5 separate regions of the Homo sapiens genome follow, and regions 1, 3, 4 and 5 are each linked to region 2. A link is a contact called in ENCODE Hi-C or POLR2A ChIA-PET data. All regions are on one chromosome and are shown on one strand. The core of a region is the stretch at or near the end of the contact, and the rest is flanking DNA. Distances in the headings are between cores, read along the strand shown.

The links. A loop is a pair of places that touch in the nucleus more often than their neighbours do. ChIA-PET counts read pairs that join two places held with the same protein, here RNA polymerase II (POLR2A). Pooled maps may share reads with other maps.
Region 1: a map of B cell shows a loop between it and region 2 (38-fold over the local background). The contact joins the promoter of LRRC58 here to the promoter of ZBTB20 in region 2. A Hi-C loop is called at or near these places in 2 of 168 maps with a recorded cell type or tissue (B cell and CD4-positive, alpha-beta T cell), 1 of 37 single-sample maps with no recorded cell type and 9 of 50 pooled maps.
Region 3: a map of naive thymus-derived CD4-positive, alpha-beta T cell shows a loop between it and region 2 (18-fold over the local background). The contact joins the promoter of POLQ here to the promoter of ZBTB20 in region 2. A Hi-C loop is called at or near these places in 1 of 168 maps with a recorded cell type or tissue (naive thymus-derived CD4-positive, alpha-beta T cell) and 6 of 50 pooled maps. POLR2A ChIA-PET finds 5 or more read pairs at or near these places in 1 of 52 experiments (AG04450).
Region 4: a map of CD4-positive, alpha-beta memory T cell shows a loop between it and region 2 (18-fold over the local background). The contact joins the enhancer-like site here to the promoter of ZBTB20 in region 2. A Hi-C loop is called at or near these places in 2 of 168 maps with a recorded cell type or tissue (CD4-positive, alpha-beta memory T cell and naive thymus-derived CD4-positive, alpha-beta T cell) and 6 of 50 pooled maps.
Region 5: a map of CD4-positive, alpha-beta memory T cell shows a loop between it and region 2 (19-fold over the local background). The contact joins the promoter of RABL3 here to the promoter of ZBTB20 in region 2. A Hi-C loop is called at or near these places in 2 of 168 maps with a recorded cell type or tissue (CD4-positive, alpha-beta memory T cell and naive thymus-derived CD4-positive, alpha-beta T cell) and 11 of 50 pooled maps.

What each region holds. Positions count from the first base shown.
Region 1 is chr3:120,348,031-120,350,730 of GRCh38, forward strand. LRRC58 (leucine rich repeat containing 58) reads right to left here and starts at 1,324. Exons shown (of 4, transcript NM_001099678.2): 1 at 714-1,324. The coding sequence starts at 1,213. It also overlaps the pseudogene BTNL12P. RefSeq lists an enhancer at 590-639 and a silencer at 990-1,319.
Region 2 is chr3:115,145,988-115,148,687 of GRCh38, forward strand. ZBTB20 (zinc finger and BTB domain containing 20) reads right to left here and starts at 1,301. Exons shown (of 12, transcript NM_001348800.3): 1 at 1,232-1,301. RefSeq lists enhancers at 1-86, 1,817-2,026 and silencers at 767-1,036, 1,347-1,516, 2,077-2,296.
Region 3 is chr3:121,544,679-121,547,378 of GRCh38, forward strand. It overlaps POLQ (DNA polymerase theta), which reads right to left and starts at 1,310. Exons shown (of 30, transcript NM_199420.4): 1 at 1,037-1,310; 2 at 49-228. The coding sequence starts at 1,199. RefSeq lists enhancers at 1,043-1,272, 1,164-1,458.
Region 4 is chr3:109,805,649-109,808,348 of GRCh38, forward strand. All of the region lies in intron 2 of LOC124906267 (a long non-coding RNA gene), which reads left to right. Among named protein-coding and RNA genes, the nearest start is that of MIR4445, 200 kb to the left of the region's middle. RefSeq lists an enhancer at 1,153-2,352. Within about 2 kb of position 1,448, at least 5 of the 41 ENCODE cell types and tissues checked have a DNase peak (open chromatin) inside an H3K27ac peak, as active enhancers do.
Region 5 is chr3:120,741,090-120,743,789 of GRCh38, forward strand. It overlaps RABL3 (RAB, member of RAS oncogene family like 3), which reads right to left and starts at 1,427. Exons shown (of 8, transcript NM_173825.5): 1 at 1,373-1,427. The coding sequence starts at 1,418. It overlaps GTF2E1 (general transcription factor IIE subunit 1), which reads left to right and starts at 1,655. Exons shown (of 5, transcript NM_005513.3): 1 at 1,655-1,705. RefSeq lists enhancers at 688-1,326, 1,158-1,447, 1,327-1,965, 1,413-1,707, 1,588-1,707.

The DNA.
Region 1 (2,700 bases), core at 74-2,573, 5.2 Mb after region 2:
TTTTTGTGCAGGGAGTAGTAACGAAAAAAATTGTTGTGCAGGGAGTAGTAAAAAAGGAATCACAGAGATGATTAACTTGAGATAGCTTTTGAAGGATGATAGGCGTTTGCCAGGTGAAGGAAACATTCCAAGCAAGGGAAACAGCACGTGTACAGAGGCACTGCATCCATTCAACACATACTGAGTGCCTACCAGCAACTCCAAGCTGCTTTCTCTACGTGGGAAAATGCATAGGTCACTGAACTCCACAAATGGTAGTTGGTACTGCCACAGAGAAGAGGAAGCTGCAAATGTAGTGGAAAGCAAGGGTTAGATCAGAGCACCTTGTACGCCACGCTCAAAGGCACGTACTTTGATCTATAGAGATGGAAATCCACGGAAGACTTTTGAGCAAAGAAGTGACAACCTCTGATTTACATCTGTTTTGAGTTTCCACTCAGTTTGGATCACGCCCCAGATTCAATAAGGAAGACAGAAAAAATGCCTCGAGAATCTGCATAGGCCAAACACAACACACCAAACAGTCACACATGCGAACATACTAGGTATTTACAACAACTTGCTGAGATGGTTGGGCAGAACTCACTACCGCACAGTTAAAGAGAAAGCTTGGAAATAGTTACGTGACAAACGTTGAGGTGCCCAGGCCCGGCGCCCCAGGGTTCCCGGACACCGCCCGAGGCCTCCCCACCCTCCGGCACACACCCGCTCACCTCTGCAAGTTCTCGATCTCAGCCGGGATGCTCTGCAGTTGGTTGCCGCCCAGGCTCAGGGTCTGCAGCGCGCGCAGCTCTAAGAGCGAGGCAGGCACCTCCTGGAAACAGTTGCCGCTGAGGTTGAGCACCTGGAGGCTGCGGCAGAGCGGCGACTGGGCCAGGCCCTTGGGCAGCGCACTGGGCCCGCCGAGCCGGTTGTTCTTGGCCAGCAGCGTGCGCAGGCCGCGCAGAGCGAGCAGCTCCGGCCCGAGCGCGGTCAACGCGTTGCCGCTCACGTCCAGCAGCTGGAGGTGCGGGAAGCCGCTGCCCAGCGCCCGTGGCAGCGACACCAGACGGTTGTGAGGCAGCAGCAGCCGCAGCAGCGCCTCCCGCGCCCCGCGCCGCTCCTCCCCCCGCGCCTCCAGCTCAGACTCCAGCGTCTCGGTGGACACGCTGAGGCGGGACCAGTTCAGTTCGGCCTCCCCGGCCGTGACCACCGCTGCTCCGGCCTCCTCCATCCTGGCCACCGCACGGCGCGTGGCGCCGGATTCCCCAGAGCGCCGCGCGCGGTCCAGAGGCCGGGAGCTCTGCGGCGCCCCGGAACCTGAACCGAGGGCTGAGTCGGAAGTGGCGCGGGCGGGCGCAAACCCTGCGCGCCTTGGCCGAGTCACGCGACGCGAGTCCTGGGGTGCGCGCGCCGCTCCGGGGCGGGCTCTGCCTCACGAGGCGCGGGGCGCGGAGTGGCAAGAGCGCAGCATGGGCTGCGCAGAACTGAGGCAGACACCCAGAGGCTGCCAAATTGTCATCTGAGCCGGACCGGGTTTCGGCGGCCGCGCTTTATAGTCGCTGGAGCCTGGTGACCTATTCCAGGGCTACAAGACTGCCTCGGCAAACAGCCCAAGGATGTTCGGTTATCTCGCCTTGAGGGTTCGCGCGTCACGTGCCCCCCCCGTCCCCCGCTTGTTTTTCAGTTTAAAAGTGGGGCCCGTGTCTGCAGGACTCTGTGAGCACACAGTAATTTAGTGGTGATTTAGCTCCATGACAGAAAACCGCAGGAATTTAAAGTCCGAGGATTAACAAAGCCGACCTCGAAATGTGAACGCAGCTGGACTAGACCTCAGAACCCCCGGACCCTTACTGGAGGTTCCGCTGTTAAATAGCCTAGGGCAGGGATTTGATTTCAGTTGCCCCATGCATAAAATATGGGTAACACCCGCACTACTTGCCCCACAGAATTATTTTTTTCTTTTTTAAGGCAGAAATGTGTATCAAGTAAGGACGTTTTGCCCGTTTTAATTGTAGAAGCACATACGTGGCTTTTGGTGTAAGTTGTGTCTAGGAGTGAATTTGGGAGATATGGAGGCGGTTGCATGATTTGAGATAGCTCAAATTAATGAGTTAGTTTAAAAACTCAAAGCATAGAGTTTGTACTGCAGGTCAAAACTACAGTTTGGGAAAATCCTGATCTGGTACTAATTTAGTAATTCTAATTAACGTATTTTTCATCCTTGTCCCAAACTCAATCTTTTCTGAAATTACATTTTATGATTTTGAAAAGTAATGAATAGAAATGAGAAAAAATGCTTAGCTTTTTTTTTTTTTAACAAAGCTTATACATAAGAAAGTTAAGTGGTCGTGTATAATCAACGACATTAAATTGCTTTCCTCCTTAAAAAAGGAAAGTCGTTTTTTTCTTGCCAGTCATTTATTTGTATGAGAAACTATGCCTTTACTCTGCAGTCAAACTTTAATTTCTGATTGAGTGGTAGTCCTAGAAGGACGTACTTTGTATGTTTAAGCTAATGGTGGAATGCTTTTTAAAACTGATGAGTCATCTGTTTTGAAAGAGTCCTTTTAAGAACAGACCTTATTTTGGGTCAAGCCAGCATTCTAACAGTAGTCCTAATATCTGAAAATAACAAATATTTAAAATAATAGTTGTTTTTGCTTTAAAATATTTATCTTGGATTTTAAAAAGTGATAGGAACGTAATGTAAAATGAGAA
Region 2 (2,700 bases), core at 51-2,550:
AGCACCCTTTTGGTATTTTTAATAGAAAAAACAGTGGAGAAGATTTTCACATGTCTAGAAAGGTAACATGTTCAACTTAGGTTTGGCCAATGCTGATTCTGAGGACAGTACTACACCCGCAAGCTTCCAAACTACTTCCTGATTCATTCAGATTTTCATTGGAGAGCTGTCATCCTGCTACTGACCTCATTCAACCCAGTTCGGAGTGAGAGATCAGCGGATTACCGCGCTAGGTACCGTAGCTGTACGCCATATTGTGTTTTTCGCTAATGTTTAGTTTGTGTGTGTGCCTAGCATATGTTTGTGCAAGTGTGTTTATCAATAGAACTTTTAGAAAATCCCTGCCTCCTGCCTCTTCAGCATCCTTAAAAAGGATAACAGCTGGGGGCGGGGGGTGGGGGGAGGACCCAAAAGCCACACAGACAGGAATACATTAAACAGTGTACGAGAGACGGCATTTGTTTTAAACTTTCAAGAACCTTCCAACCATTTTTATATCAGGAATCAAAAAGTGTTAACATGTTTTAATGTTTCCGAAGTGGCCCAAAGAAGAGAAAGAAGGAAAGGTGTGTCTTCCCTTCCCAAGCCCCCTCCTCTCTAGTCGTAGAAGCGAAGCAGGCGGGGGCCGGGAGCTCCGGCGTCTGGAGAGACATCCAGCGGCTGTGGGGCCAGGACACCTCCTGCCCCCCAGTTCTCTGAAGACGCTCCAGAGACCGCGAGAGCCACGGCAAGCGGGGGAGGGCGAGGAGGGAGGGGGCAGAAGACAAGCGGGCGCCTCTAGCAGCTCCTGAGCCCCGGCTAGTCCCCCTCAGCTCCTCTTCTTGGAAGCAGCGGCTCCAGGCGCAGGGAGTAGAGAGAAGAAGGCAGAAGACACGTTTCCAGCTGCGGGACGTCCCGCCCGCCCCGCCACCCTTCGACCCTCCCGCGCCTCCCTCCCACCTCCCCGCCGGGTCGGGCGAGGCAGCCGCCGGGCGCTAAGAAGGGCGCCGGGGGAGGGGGCGCGGGCGGGGCGGGGCGGGGCGGGGCGCGGGGGCGCGCGCGCTCATCCAGCTCAGGGCCCGCTGGCTCGCCGCTCTGTAACTCGCTCCCCCAACCCCACCCCGCTCCCCTCCTTCCCAGTCCCGCCGCCCCCCACTCCAGGCGCCTCGCAGACGCCTCATCCCCCTCGGCACGCACACACTCCTCCCTCTCTCCCGCCCGTCCCACAACAAATTAGAGTTTGTGGCATTACCTCCTCGCGCTCTTTAATCTTCTTTCCTCAACTCCTAAACTTCCCCCCGCCCCTACTTCTTCGGCAGAAGGCCCACATTGGACGCTTCACTCCGCGAACCCTCTATCTCTCCCCGCTATAGGATAGCTCTCACGCCAATCTTGGCTTCAGTGAGCCAATGAGAATGGGACGCCCCTCGTGAGGTTGCCGCCCATAAACAAAATGCACTCTTCCTTCTCCCCTCCGCCCCCCCGTCCCCGCCCCTTTCTTCCTCTTCCCTCATCTCTGTCACCTTCGATTGGGCTAAAAGAGGCCCAATCCGCTATCTCAAACATCCATTGGGACGCGGAAACTTCGCTCAGAGAAGTATTAACAGGCGATTGGTGGACAATCCTTCCACTTCGCCCACCCCCACAACCCCCTCCCCCCGCCGCACCTTCACCCTTTCTGAAAAGGTCAATCGTATCTCGTTGTTCAGTGATCCGGGAGGTGGAAGGCTATTGGTTCAGGGAGCCCGTCAGACCGGACTGGAGTGAGCCATGATTGGTCGACACAGGCGCAATCAGGTTAGGTTGCTTACTCCTCCGCTCCTCCCTCCTTTTCCTCCACGCCCCATCTCCCCCACCCCCTACTGCTTTTACTTTCTACGCATTTCTATTTCCTCCTTTATTTATTTATTTGTGATAAACTTAAATGACCCGGCGACGGAGGCGGTACTCTAGGAGAAGGCTGAGGATGACGAGCGGCGGCCTGGGGCCAATTGCCGAGAGGGCTGCGGGGTGAGGGGCAGCGGCGGTGGCCAGTGAGAGGCAGGTGTCTGGAGCGCGCTGGGCCTGTGGAGCCGGGATGCCCCAGCGGAGGCGGCGGTTACCCGCTGTCTGGCGCGGCGAGCTGCGCCGGGGGAGCCGCGGGAGCGGAGAGGGGGGTGTCGCTGTCTTGGACAGCTGAGGCAGCGGGATGGAGGCTGGATCCCGGGCGGTGGGTGGGAAAGCCGGAGGGAGGGTCTGGCTGGCGGCAGCGCGCAAGGCCGCACCGGGTCACGCTTGATTCCCGCGGAATGGGGCGCAGGTTGCCAGACCGGGTCCCCAGTGCTAGGGCTCAAGGAAGAATTTGTTCATGCAGAAGATTTAGAAAAATACTATGTAAAAGAGTTTGGAGTAAGCCTCCCTTAATATAAATGAGATTTATTATCCTGCCGGAAAAAGCAGATTATGTTTCTTATTACTGAACGCCTGAAGTACCAACGACTCAACCAGAGCCCACAGAATTCAATATCCTGGGTGGTAAAAGGAACAAATAAAGCAACACGGAAAATTAAGTGTGGTTCAAATGCTTCAATAAAATCTTCGTCCTCAACCATTTGTCATTCAACATAGCACTCCCCAGAGCCAAATTCTTACCAAATATTGGTCCAGTACTCAGGCATTGGAGAAAAAAATGAGGCTGAAGTCCAGCAGGAAGCCCAGGATAGATTCCTAAAAAGGATTTCT
Region 3 (2,700 bases), core at 60-2,559, 6.4 Mb after region 2:
TACATTCATATCTTAAAAATAGTAATTAGTTTACATAAATTTGGATACCTGAATAAACTAAATTCTTTCCTTCCAGGACTTGTCCAAGCAAAAGGCACTCTGCCTGCCATTCAAACATCTTTTTTACACCAAAACTGTGGTATTTTTCCAGAACTGCTTTAGGAAGTCCCCAGTTTGCCAATAGTAGCTTGTCTCTTTCGTAGTCAGGAACTGTAGGCTTGCATTCTCCTTTTAGGAAAAAGAAAAAATTAAAATTTAATTTACTTCTAATATATGAGTTTTACAGTTAGCCCTTCACCGTGTGTTGGAATTCCTATGTGTTGAAATGAAGCTCTTTAAAGCACATCCTGACTTCAAGAATCTTATGAGAAATTGACCATGTATAGAAAAGTAATAAATTGTTATTTACTGCATATAATAAAAATTCCTTAAAAGCCTCAAACGAACAAAAAAGCGTGCAATACACAGTAGATAAAGAGTGTTGGAATTACGGGTGTAGTTGGGGGAGGAGGGCAATATGCAAGCATTACAAAGCTAAGTTAGGTGAGTTTCTATTTATAGTAAGTTTTAGTTCCATGACGACTGCACAACTAACGATTTTAAAAAACTGGGTCGACATCCACGGGACACCCAACCAATCTCATTACGAATCCCTTCCAGCCTTCCCCTGGACGCCGAACAGCCTGTGCCGTACTCCAGGCCCAACAATCCTGTCTTAAGGGTCTGTAAGGAGTACTGGGTACTACCAGGAACGAGCCGCCCAACAGATGATGGGATGAAGCTAACTAGGAAGTTGTTTCTCTAAAGGTCGAAAGATCCAGAAGCCACGTGAACATTAATACCAGGCGATCACTGAAAACACGCGTATGTCTGAACAGAAAGTGACCTGCCACACCAGGCCCCAGTCACAGAGAAGGGGAGTAGAAGCCCAATGGGGTATGCAACGAAGCAAGTCCCGTGGGGTGAGGACACCTCCCGACCCATGGCCCGGCGGAGCTGCCCCCGTTGCCCGCGGCCTCCCGGGTTCCTGGAGCACCTGCAGCTGCGGCCTTCAGGCAGCGACCAAGGCCGGGCGGCGGGCTCAGCACGGACCCGGAGAGGAACTGGGGGCTGGCACTGCTGTCACCGCCGCTTCCCGAGAACGAATCTGAGCCTGATTCTGAACGCCGCCGTTTCCCACTCCGACGCAGAAGATTCATGGCAAACTCTTCTCGGCCGATCAGGGCAAGCCACAGTCCCAGCGTCCTCCCTCTCGGGAGAACCCTGGCCTGGCAACAGCTGCGGACATCTTCCCGCCAGTCTTCAAACTCAAACCTCCCGGCCCGCCCCGGAACCATAGAGTTCTCCGTGGCTTAAGTAACCCGAAAGCCATAGACTCGTGGGGAAGGAGCGGCTCTCGCTGGCGTCTAAGACTTCCGGCCTCCAACCTCCTGGTTGGTTAATATGAGAGATAGATTAAAGAGGAAGAATACAGAATCTACAGTTATAACCATACTGACCTAAAAGCCTTCCTTCTCCTTTTGTCCATTTCTGGTTTGAATAGGAAGGCCATGCTAACTTCATAAAATGGGCTGCCCATAATAGGTAGATCAGGGAAGTAGCTCTTCTTAACGTATTGGTATTCTGTAAAAAATTATTTCAGATTGAGAAGCATTATGCAAGATAGCCTAGGGTTTCTAATAGAGCATAATTTCCTCCTTTCTCCTAGTATATGATGGTAGGGCAGGGCTATTTCTGAACACAATTTCCATTTTAGCCAGCATGCATTGTGAGGAATATGTAATGAGGAATTGGGGATTGCTGGCTGACAGACCCCTGAGACACTATATGAACGCCGCGAGGAAGGGGCTCTGAATATACCCCAGGGATCGTTATGAGCCAAGAGCTTAGTAATGCATCTGTGTTGTCCCTTTTGTAAAGGTAGAAGCGAACGAGTTCTGAACGTAAAACGGTGACCATTCATTACCTAGTTGCATAATTCATTTCACCAAGCAAAACTAGTAGGCCCTAAGCCTGACCTGAAGAGGCTGTGCAGTTCTAGAGCACTAAAAATCTCAAAAGGTCCAGTCCAATTAAAAAAAAAAAAAACACTCGAATACAATCTGGAAAATAGCATTCGAACCATCAATTCCTTCCGTGAAAACATTTTTTTGATTTAAATGACAATATTCTAAAGTTCCACGAGATGGCGACATTACTCCGTGAATGAAACATTTTTCTCTTGGCCTTTTACGCAATCAACAACTATTTACTGAGTATCTACTGTAAGCTAGCCACTGGGTAAATGGCAGTGAAATGGCATAAAATGGTTCCTGCTCTCAAAGAGAAAGAGTCTAGAGAATAAGGCAGACATTAAACAAGTCAGTTAATGAAGTGTGCCATATGCTTGGGCAGAAATGAAGAGTACTATTAAAGAAATAAAAGAGATCTCGCCGGCCGTGGTGGCTCACGCCTGTAATCCCAGCACTTTGGGAGGCCGAGATGAGTGCATCACCTGAGGTCAGGAGCTCTAGACCAGCCTGGCCAACATGGTGAAACCCCGTCTCTACAAAAATACAAAAAATTAGCCGGGTATGATGGCGGGTGCCTGTAATCCCAGCTACTCTGGAGGCTGAGGCGGGAGAATTGCTTGAACCTGGGAGGCGGTGGTTGTAGTGAGCCGAGATCGCACCACTGCACTCCAACCTGTGCGACAAAGAA
Region 4 (2,700 bases), core at 198-2,697, 5.3 Mb before region 2:
CTCAAAGTCAACTGAATAATAAATAGCACAGCCTGGATAGACTCCAACCCAGAGCATCCTGAGTGATTTTTCCCAGGAATCTTTTCATTTTTATGTCTATTTAATTCTGATGTCCCATTCATATGGAGACATATGATATGGACTTCCGTTTGCTACCATATAAATAAAGAGCAATATGAAGATGGGATAAGGGAATGTCCAGAATGCCAGAGTCAAACTAGCATCAATAGTGGCAATTATCCAAATGACTGGGGAGAACACCAGGATCTTAGAAATGGTATTTTAGATGTTACCAAGCAAGGCCATCTAAAGTAAGCCTTCAAAGAGTTCCAGAAGCAAAGAAAACAGATGAAAAGGCATGAAAACATGAACACTCTAATAACAGTTAAAGTAAATGGGATTGCTCTTGCCAAGACCTATGAACTATATCTGATTGTAGAGAAAAATAAAACAGCGGGTGAGGTGGTGCATCCATTCTGCAGATATATCTTTCAATAGGGAAGGCAGTTATAAACGAGGTGACTCTCTCTTGATTTCCATGATTTTAATTTTGTGACATAATGTGTATTCATTTATATTTTCTATTGAGTATGAGTCCATACACAATTAATGGTTAAATTTTTGAAAATATAAAGATTTTTACTGATAAAATTTATCATTCAAGGTTGGGATGCATATACTTTTCGCAGTAAAAGAGCAACAAATTTGTTAGAAAGTAGTTTTAATTGGTATCCTTTAAAAGAACCTTGTAGGATCGTGTTACTTCACATATAGGAGAATATTTCTCTAGCTTGTGGCTTCAGTGATACATTTTTTATGGACTGGTTGCCAGTGATTCTCGCCCATGAAATGTATAGAGAAGTCTGTTGACACTTCTTATCCTCTCTCTCTTTTACCTGATTTGAAGCAAAAATAGTCATTTTGGAATTAAGAGGAAAAGGACAAGTGAACTTTTGACTTAATCTTAACATTGTTGAGCTCCTGAGCTAATGAAAGCAACAAGTTCTTACTTTCAGATTTTGCATTCTGTGACTAAACAAAAAAGACTCCCTCTATTTTTTAAATTACTTTTTAAAAATACCTAATCAGATATTTTATTAATTGAAACCAAAGGCATTTCTAACTGTACCCTAACTTCCTGTCTTGTTTTCTCTTTCAGCTTTGTGTCAGTCTTTCTGTTGTGGAGATTTTTTTTTTTTCAGTCTTTTTGTCTGCCTAGCATTTGCATCCCCTTTCTACGTGAGATTAATCTTGGTGGGAGAAAGAGCAAACTTTAAACTTTAGAAACATTAACTATATAAACTATAAAAACTAAAAATACCAGATACGTTCTCAGCCTGATTTGAAGCAAGGGTTTGGGCAAATACTTCGGGCTCTCTATATTGGATGCACTCATACCAGTTTTTGAGTAGGAAGTTAGTGACACCAAAAAACACGGGAAGTGACTCATTCTCTGATAAAGGAAGTGGTTACAGCACAATTGTGTTCCTGATAGATCAGTGACAACATTATCTAGGACACTCAGTGTTCTAGTTTTGTGGGGGCAGAAGTAGTTTCCTCATCAGCCCAGTTTTGCAGCCTCAATTGGGGCATTGTTCAAGATTCATTGTTCTGAGCAAGATGGTTCCGCTCTCCTGGTGATTCAGAGAGCTACCTATTAGTTTTTAAAATAAACTCTTTTTTATCCTCCCATTTATTCAGTCATGATTGATTTCTTATTTTGCTTGCAAATAAGGACCTTGCTTGATGTATTGTCTATCTCTTAGGCCAAAAGAATAGAGGCCAGAGAAGAGGAGCCAGGCTGGTAGAAACATCTCGCCTTTTCTGCTTGGGTATGCTGTCACCTTTTACAAATGAATAAGCATGTTAATAAGCTGACAAGAGAAAGAGAGAGGAAGAAAACACGTAAAAAAATAAAAATAGGCCAGGCGCTGTGGCTCATGCCTGTAATCTCAGCACTTTGGGAGGCTGAGGTGGGCGGATCACAAGGTCAGGAATTCGAGACCAGCCTGGACAATATGGCGAAACCCCGTCTCAATTAAAAATACCAAAAAAAATTAGCTGGGTGTGGTGGCGGGCGCCTGTAGTCCCAGATACTCAGGAGGCTGAGGCAGGAGAATCGTTTGAACCCAGGAGGTGGAGGTTGCAGTGAGTCAAGATCACGCCACTGCACTCCAGCCTGTGCAACAGAGATAGACTGTCAAAAAAAAAAATTCACGGCATTTATGGCTTTAAGGATCTGTGTAAAAAACTACTGGTAACACTTCAGGGTATCTTTAATGATATCAATTGATATGTCTCTATCATTCATTCATATATCCTTCATTCAGTAGGTAGCCAGACTCTGTGCTTCTTGGTCTCAAGGATGTTTTGAGTTTGAAAAAACTGAAGTTTTACTTCCAACCTAGGTTTTCATTTTCTAAGTCTATACTTTTTGATAAAGTTGTGCTAGACGCCCTTGAAAGAGAGGAGAGAGAGAATGCCTCCTACATGAAATAAAAGAAAAGGGATTACTTTTACTCACAGTGAAGAGTTTCCTTACACCCAGTTTCCTTACTCCTAGATCTGGAGATCTGTGATATCTCCAGATAGGAGTGCAAGGACACAGAACCACTGTAGGGATTCCTCAAAGGCCACAGCAGGACCCTGCTAACTATCAGTGCTGTGTGGAGGAAGCAAGACTTCAGGAGGAATGTTGGT
Region 5 (2,700 bases), core at 177-2,676, 5.6 Mb after region 2:
CACCCACTTAACGTATCATGAAGAAGTCTGTTAGTTCTGGATTGTAAATTCTACTCAGTGATACTCTTGCCAAGTCCCTTTAGGCCACAATTACTTTATCTGTAAAACTGAGTGATTTTATTAAATTAACTTCGGCACCACTTCAAGCTACCTGATAGAAATGAAGTCGACATAAATTGTGATTATGTTCATTAAGTTTCAAAAGGCAACTTTCTTAGGGGAATATTAAATAATGCTCTCTGTAAAATATTTCATAATGCAAATAATCCTCAGGGCAATGTGAAAACATTCTTAACCTATATTTGCTGCCCACAATTTTATTTAGTTTCTATTAAGTTTTCAAGCCTCTCCACCTCCAAGCATCTAGCACAACGTCTTTGCTCACAACACATGCTCTTAGGCCAACTCCAGAGGAGCGCTTCTATAAAATGCAAGGTCAGCATTTATTGAAGTTACTAAGGAGAGCTGAATTGGGGATTATGGAAGAAAAGATAAGGGCAGTGAGGTGGGAGCTGGAAATCCAGACGCCAGCTGTAGTTCTCAAATGTCCCAGGTGTCAAAAGAATTCTTTTTGCATCCACTGAGATTAAAAAAATATATATATATTTAACACTAGGATTAAATTGGGCTCAGCGTTAAATCCTAGCTGCTTCAGAATAAAACTCTTACTTTAATTTCTCTATTGTACAGTCTAGGACATAATAGGTTTTCAATGAAGATCAAACGAGAACCAGGAAATTAAGCTCAGTTAAGAATAAAACAGGACCACTACCCAATATGTCACTGCATAATTATAACTTAGCGTTTAAGTTCGTGGACTCCGCGTTCAAAAGGATTCTGTCATTTACATCTCTCTGCCTCACTACTCTCATCTGTAAAATGGGATAACAGGACTGTCTCAGAATTAAATGAGTTAATACATGCGAAGCGCTTGCCAGTGCACGTTTCTCAGTGCACGTTTCTCAGTGCACGTTTGACTTCCTTAATGAACAAAATCTCTTGAAGGCACGGTCCTACTAACTTCTGTACCCTTAACATAGAACCCCATACAATACTCAATGCCTGCTTTTTTTTTTTTTTTTTTTAATAAAAGAATTGACAATACACTCTAGGCTGGGGTCGCCTGGGAGACCGATGCGGAAAGCCGCGAAGGCAAAAGACCCGGGCTCCGCGACCCCCACCCGCGCGACGACGCCGCCGCCACCGCGTCGTCACACGGAGCAAAGTCCCCTGGGAAGTGTAGTCTTCAGGCCCTGGGAGGGACTTCAGCCACGGGCCGAGGAGCCAGGAAGTTGAGGGAAGGAAGCTAAGGGGAGGGTTACTGGGTAACTCAAAAGTGTCTGGAGCCCCAGAGGTAGGGTAAGCCGCTCACCTGAGTCTCCCAACACCAGTACCTTCACCCGATCCAGGGACGCCATCTTGCCACTGCCTTCCCTGGGTTAACGCCTGTTCCTGGATTGTAAGCCAATCAGAGTTGGGCATGGAGGGCAGAGCCTTCAATTTCATTGGCCACTCGGAGCGTGACTGTCTTGATCGAAGGTTTCACTGAACTCATTGGCTGGTCTGGTAAAAGGTAGCGGGGTGCTTCCCCAGCTGGTCGCAGGAATAGTGCGTTTTCTTTGTCGCGCAAGGGGCGTGGTTCATTTAAGCCGGTAGTTGAAGCGCTGGGGGCAGCTGTAGTGGGAGTGTTCCAGGATTCGCCTTGGTAAACCTTGTTCCCTGTTCCTTGTTCGGAGTTCCCTGGCCGGGCATTGCATTTCATGATTTCTTCTTCCTTTCGCTCCCTCTTAACTATCCTCCCCTAATGAATTACCCTGTTGCCTTGGTCCTCTTGGTCCTCCAAAGAACCATTGACCCCGGAGCGGCCCGTGTGCGACCTCGGGTAGGGCGGGCTTGGCTGCGCCGAGTGTGGCCCTGGACCCAACTGGGAGAGTCCGAGGGAGTTTGGGGTCTCGGAGTCTCGCATTGGGGAGGAGTGCATATCACCGAACGCGTCTCGTGGAGGGCAGCTGGGTCCGGAGGTTTCGCGGTAGTTTGCCGCTGTGTGTGTGAAGGCGTGGAAAGTGCCATGAAATGTGGTAACACAACACCGCAGTTAGATGTGTAGAATCCCAAGTTGTTCTAGAACTGGAGTGGCGATTTACTGAAGTAATCTAACTGGTCTCTTCGCATCCACTTTTCTTGTTTTTTTCTCCACTCTGCAGTCAGTACAATCTTTTAACATCCTGAATTTGATCCACGCACCTCCCGCTTAAAACTGTTTTAAATTTAAGAAGAGAGTGCCCAGTAGCCTGTCCGATTCTACCTTGGAAACAAGAGTGGAGGAAGTGAAGCAGGGGGAAGCTGGCAAGATGAGCCATGTTGGAACAAAACGTGCCTAGGAGACATATGGAAAGTTTTATGGAAGTACTTGTCTGGCTATGCTAGATGCTGGAAATTAATTGGTGAACAAGATGAAGTCTGGTCTTAGAGATAGACATGGAGAAAGTACAAGAAGGGGGAAAGAGCCATGGAACACGTGAAAGGGGATGATTGTATGCTACTTAATGGGGAGTCTGGGAAGGCCTCCATGAGGAAATATCATTTGAGACTTGAAGGATGATTAGGAGAAGGGGGTTTGGGCTTAGCTGTAGGGGCAGAAGGAACAGCATGTGCAAAGCCTTGGGATGCAGGGAAAGCACATGTGGCTCATGGAATTGA